Regions from separate parts of the Homo sapiens genome. Here region 1 is linked to region 2. Evidence: chromatin loops called from intact Hi-C (ENCODE). Cell type or tissue: IMR-90. All regions are shown on one strand. Each heading gives the region's core, and the rest is flanking DNA. Links, peaks and the distances in the headings are about the cores only.

Region 1 (2,923 bases), core at 308-2,807, 100 kb after region 2:
TTAGAGTTTCCTTGCACTCCTAAACTCTTAAACCAAACTTGGCTGCAAACACTTCTCTAAAAGGAGCCTGTTTCTTCTGCCTTTTCCCAAGCTGTTTCCTAGACCTGGAGAGCCCTCCTTCCCTTTCCTTTAGAATAGTCTAAAAGTCCCTTTATTTTTCTTTTTTCTTGTTCTTCTAATAGATATAATTTAATGTGCCAGAGGCTGCTGATTGCCTGTCAATATCTATTTTCCCTTTCACCTTTTAGAAATAGAATCTTTGAGTTTTGCTAGTCATATAGCTCCTTGGAATGAAGGCGTTTCCCAGCTTCCATCATAACTCAGTGTCCAAGGAGCTGTGACCAGAAGCAAGGTGTACAACAACTGCGTCACACCTAAGAGAAGGAAGTACGTCTTCCCTCTCCTTCTCCCTCTTTCCACTAGATGAAATACAGACCAAGGTGGTGTGTTGGGGAGCTATACAGTCTTTAGCCATGCAGATAAAGGCAACAACATGAGACAGCAGAGCCGAGAGTTAGATGGAACCTGGGCCCCAACAAAATGGACCTGTCATATAAGCCCTGGACTCCCTGTGCTCAGACCATTAAGTATGAGGAAAAAATATTTCTATCTTGTTTAATTCTCTGGTTTTGGTATTTCTTGGCTGTCTTTGTTACAGTAGCCAATCTGTATCCTTAGAAATACATTCTTATGATGAGTTCATGTCCTTTGCAGGAGCATGGATGAAGCTAGAAGCCATCATTCTCAGCAAACTAACACAGGAACAGAAAACCAAACACCGCATGTTCTCACTCATAAGTGGGAGTTGAACAATGAGAACACTTGGACACAGGGAGGGGAACATCACACACCAGGGCCTGTCAGGGGTTGGGGGGCAAGGGAGGGAGAACATTAGTACAAGTACCTAATGCATGCGGGGCTGAAGACCTAGATCATGAGTTGATAGGTGCAGCAAACCACCATGGCACATGTATACCTATGTAGCAAACATGCACATTCTGCACATGTATCCCAGAACTTGAAGAACTTAAAGTAAAAAAAGAAAAGAAAAGAAATATAGTCTCACTTCTTTGATCATCTACACCCCTCTGAGTTTTTCCTAAAGGATTTCTTAAATTTACCATGTAGCAGAGTAAACATGGAATTTGAAGCTAGATAGCCCTGGCTTTGAATCCCAGCTCCACCACTTCTCAGCTGGGTGGCTCCAGCCTACTTGCTTAGTCTCTCTGAGCTTCAGTTTCTTTACCTGCAAGCACTGAAGACAACAGTCCATGGAGTAACTTTCCACTATTCTGAGCTGCCTCTCTAGGGTGATTTTCATCTGGCTGTGTGGACCTCATGAGTCACTCTTCTCCACTATAGGAAAATACCAACCACAGAAACCAAAATGTTCACATCTGCTACTCAGGCACCCTCTCCCACGAAGCAAGCTGGAAATGCTGACACATTCTGCAGCTCTCCCTTGGCTGTAATCTGGGCAGACCATCACCCCTCTGTTTGTAGATGCAAGGCTATGATTCACCCTTCCTCAATCCAATTCCTTACATAAAGAGATTATTATAATTCCAAATTCCCAGCTTATTCTTCATACACTCATAGATGCTTAGAGTTACAAGGCACTTGAGGGTCTTGTGGTCCAATCTTCCCTCTGAAATCAGTGCGGCCCTGGTGAGGACTTCCTCCACAGCCTGTCTCACCAACAGGCATCTTGCCTCTGCTGAATGTGCCTACTTGTCACATGGCAGCCTGTTCTATTTTTTGACAGCAAAATCATTATAAGTTTCTTCCTGATACCTTTATTTAGTCCCATTTCTGGAAGGCTCATTACTTAAAAATGTTAACCCAGGATGGAATAATTCAGAGACTGTGCTCTACAGAGCTAATCTAATTTCTTGTATACATCTTTATTGATGTCAATTTTGGGAGACTTATCTTCATCATCTTCTTCATCTTCTACTATCTCACACATGGCTAGTGGTTTTCAAATGTTTCTAATCAAGCATCTCTATCAGTAAATACTTTTTGAGCATGTCTCTCCAAACATATCCATACTTATTTATATAATAATATATGTATTACTGTGTTAGCATTTTAGAAAATGAATGAGACACATATAAAAATAGATATTAAAGATGATAAGAAAAATGTAAATGTGAGTTCAAATAGTTCCTGCTCGCATTTCAAGGGATCATCTTGCACATCCCCTGGGCTGCAGATCTCTCTCTTTGGAAATGACTGAGCTATTCATGATGCCCCTCCTCACCAGCATACAAGCCCTATATGAGGACAGAGATTCTGTCTTATGTTCTCTGTTGTGCCCGGTGCTTAGAACAATGTCTGGCTTAGAACAGTATCTGGTGCACAGGACACATTCTGTAACTTTTTTTTAATCAATCAGTGATTCCCAGATCTTTATTTATAGCACAGATTCTTCATTTCCAACTGTCTACAAGACAGCTTCACCTGGATCTCCTCAGGTATTTCAAACCCAACACACACCCAGCTGAACTCTTCATCTCTAGTGTCTTCCCCCACCAAAGTGTCATCATTTGATTCTCACTGCCTACTTCACACCTGTCCCCCATGTCGCTAAACTGGTTGACATTAAACACACAACTGACTGATCTCACTTTAAATTAAAGACCATACATCTCAGGTGGACAGCCTCCATTGCTCCTCAATTCAAATACATCTTCTATCCCACTTCCTCTCCTGATCTCGTGGCTAATTCGCCATATCTCCTTCCCACTTCTCAAAACTTCAGCACCCTTCTACTTCCTTACTATCAGCTGAATATTTTTCTGAGAAAATAAGAACAACTGAAGAGGACTTCTGTTGGTAGGACCAAATCCACCACACTTCAAGCACCTGAGTCCCTATGTTCTCCTTTTCCTCCTCTTCCAGTGAGTGAGATTGTACCTAT
Region 2 (2,923 bases), core at 168-2,667:
ACTGATGGAGAACTGGTCAGTTTTTCAAATAGCTAGTGCTTCCCACGTTACTTTGACCTTTGGCCTTGTTCTGCCTTTCAGTGTAACGTATATCACATTTGCTTACTCAAAACATGACACACACATCCCCAAATTAAAGACAGCATTGGGTGGTTCCTCCCTTGTTTTTATCTTTGTCTTTGGTTCTTCCAATTGTCTTCCTGGGTAGTCCAGATGGTGGTAAAAGATCTACCCAGGATGCCTTCTAGTTTGTTAAGGTCCCTTTGAAAACCCGTACCTGGAAGTGAAGTTATCCTGTTTTGGTTTGGAGGACTCAGGATTCAGTGGAGTGATCACTTCCTTAACCAGGATACTATGTGTTTACTAATGCAATCTATGATGGTTTTTACTGTTTTGTCTTATTAGATATCTCACACTGTTGACTGGAAGAACTCAGTAGGCCTTTAGAGTACAAAACACTTACTACTGTGGCATGAACATAGAAATAAATGAAGGTAGTGATGATGGCTGCCAATTCTGACTCTCCTTGCCTGTACTTTGCTCAGTATTTCAGCCTCCAAGTGGACAAGAAATCTCTCCATAAGTAGTTGGAAGAGCTTGTGTATATGGTTGTCAGCTGGGGATACAGTGGGTAGAATGAGGGTCCCTGCAAAAGATATATCCATGTCTTAACCCCAGAACCTGTGACTATGACCTTACAGGAAAACGATCTAAGAAGGTGTCATGAGGTTTAGGATCTTGAGATGAGATCATTCTGGATTATCTGAGTGGGTCCTAAATTCAATGACAGATGTCCTTAGACACTTATAAGACAGGAGGAGAAGACACAAACGCAGAGGAGAAGGTGATGTGAGGAGAGAGGCAGAGATTGGAATTATGCACCCACAAGCTAAGGAATGTCTAGAGCTACTAGAAACTGAAAGAGACCAGAGAAGACCCTCTCCTGGAGCCTTCAGAGGAGTGTGGCCCTGCTGTTACCTTTATTTCAAACTTCCAGCCTCCAGAACTGTGAGACAATAAATGGGAGTTGTTTTAAGCCACCAAGTTTATGGGTATTTGTTATGGCAGCCCTAGAAATACAGGGGTTACATATTTCCAGGGGTATTCCTGCAGGAATGGGGTGAATGCTCCCAACGATCCTTTCCAACACTTCTCTATAGGGCTTAGAAATAGGGAAAAATATTTGGAGACAGCAGCCACATAGATTGCTACATATTTAGCAACTCTACCCTATTAGAAAATGTATTAATTTCCCTTTAATTCATTAATAAGTTAGAATACAGATGCTTTCAGAGATGACTGTTAGACTAAATTTGCAAAGGGCCTCAAGGGAAAAAAAAAAGGCCACAGATAGAATGGCTGAGTGTGTGTATGTTGTGGAAGATGTAATATAAGTCAGACAATCATATTTAATGAGGAGTCTGAAAACACATGGTGACTCATGTATTCATGCGAGTATGCAGGAGCCTAAACATGCTGCGCTCTATTCAGAAAAGGCCACGTGACTGTCAAAAGCAGTCATAAGCAAGTTATGCAAATCATCTCAGCAGATAGCAATGACATATTTAGACCTCCCCATCATGCATGTGCTATTGTGCCAAGAAGCTATTAAAGAAAATTCTTGGAGAGTTTCGACTCTGCTGCTGGTGAAGTCTTTTGTGTGCCTGTGACAAATGCGTCAAACACAAGAAGCAAATAAGAGTCACTTGAAAAAAATCATGGAGTCTAAGTCCACATATTCTAAGTCACAAATTAGTGATGTTACCAAAAATGTCCCCGGTTAATTGGGATAGAACTTGCTCCCACTGTTAGAAGTGTACTAGTCAGCCTACCATGCCAAGGAACTTGGCTTTCTAGAGCAGAGAGAAGTTCTTTCAGATGGATAGGTGAAGAAGGGCAAAGGCAAAGAGAACAAGAGTAAACAGATGATTGTAAAAACTGCAAATCTCAAATTGGTGGATCATCTTGTCTACCTTCTACCTGAGGCAGAAATTCTTTTTAGAATATAAAATAAAAAATAATGATTATTACTATTTAATGAGCAGTTTGCAATATGCAAGATACTGTGCTGGGTATTCAACATGTTTTTTCATTTAATCTAAAATAATCCTATGAGATCATTAAGGTAATCTTCACTTTACAGATGAGTGTATGTGCAGCTGAAAAACACAAATCCTCTTTGTCATTCATTTATTAATTCATTCACTCATCCAGCAAACATACACCATGCACTAAATATGCCAAAAAAAATGATCACCTTCAGTGACAAGAAACTCAGTATCCCAAAAGGCAACCTACTACATTTTCGGACAACTCTAATTCATAGAAAGTTCTTCCTCTTACTGATCTGAAGTGTGTATCTGTGTAACTAACCAAATAGGTCACTGTGGTGTCCTCATGTCACACAGAACAAAATGGAGGAAAGGGTAAACACAGAAAGTTTACGGGAGACAACAAACGTTTTCTGTTCCTGATTTCAGCTCAGTGTAGTTTTCCACATTTTATGGTTTTTTTATGGTTTTCATGTCAACCCTATTCTTTGGGGATAGTTAATGATTAAATCATATTAACCCAGGAACAGTGACACAGTCTTCCTTCCAAACAGTTTTGAAAAGCCTTTGATACTTTGGAGGCATTGTCAGAGGACAATAAATTTGCCAACCACATAAAAGAGAGTCTATGTAATGTCAGTACATAAATATTAGGAATAGTTGTATGCTACTGGGAAGTCCATGAATACTGAGGCAATGAGGAGGACACACTTTAGAGCATCTCTTATGTGTCCTCGCCTTGCCAGCATCTTACAGACGGCATTTCGAGTAGTCAAGATCGTATCCTGGTCAAGAGAGTGAAAGGAAAAAAAAAGTAGTCAAGATCCCACCAGACCCTATTTTCTCCACTTTAAGTGAGGAATTCAAATATA

The links. A loop is a pair of places that touch in the nucleus more often than their neighbours do. Peaks named below come from ENCODE experiments on the same cell type or tissue, not always from the same donor. Only the 100,000 strongest peaks of a DNase experiment are listed, where the experiment ranks them.
Region 1: a loop joins it to region 2, with 2.5 times the contacts of the local background. A loop is called at or near these places in 2 of 110 quality-filtered maps.

What each region holds. Positions count from the first base shown.
Region 1 is chr4:53,686,983-53,689,905 of GRCh38, forward strand. No RefSeq gene overlaps it. Among named protein-coding and RNA genes, the nearest start is that of LNX1-AS2, 95 kb to the left of the region's middle. RefSeq lists enhancers at 1,207-1,256, 1,287-1,496. In IMR-90, for the core only: no CTCF peak of the experiment used is centred there; a DNase peak (open chromatin) is centred at 1,439; H3K27ac peaks cover 1,129 bases.
Region 2 is chr4:53,584,807-53,587,729 of GRCh38, forward strand. All of the region lies in intron 1 of LNX1 (ligand of numb-protein X 1), which reads right to left. Among named protein-coding and RNA genes, the nearest start is that of LNX1, 5.2 kb to the right of the region's middle. In IMR-90, for the core only: no CTCF peak of the experiment used is centred there; a DNase peak (open chromatin) is centred at 1,495; H3K27ac peaks cover 659 bases.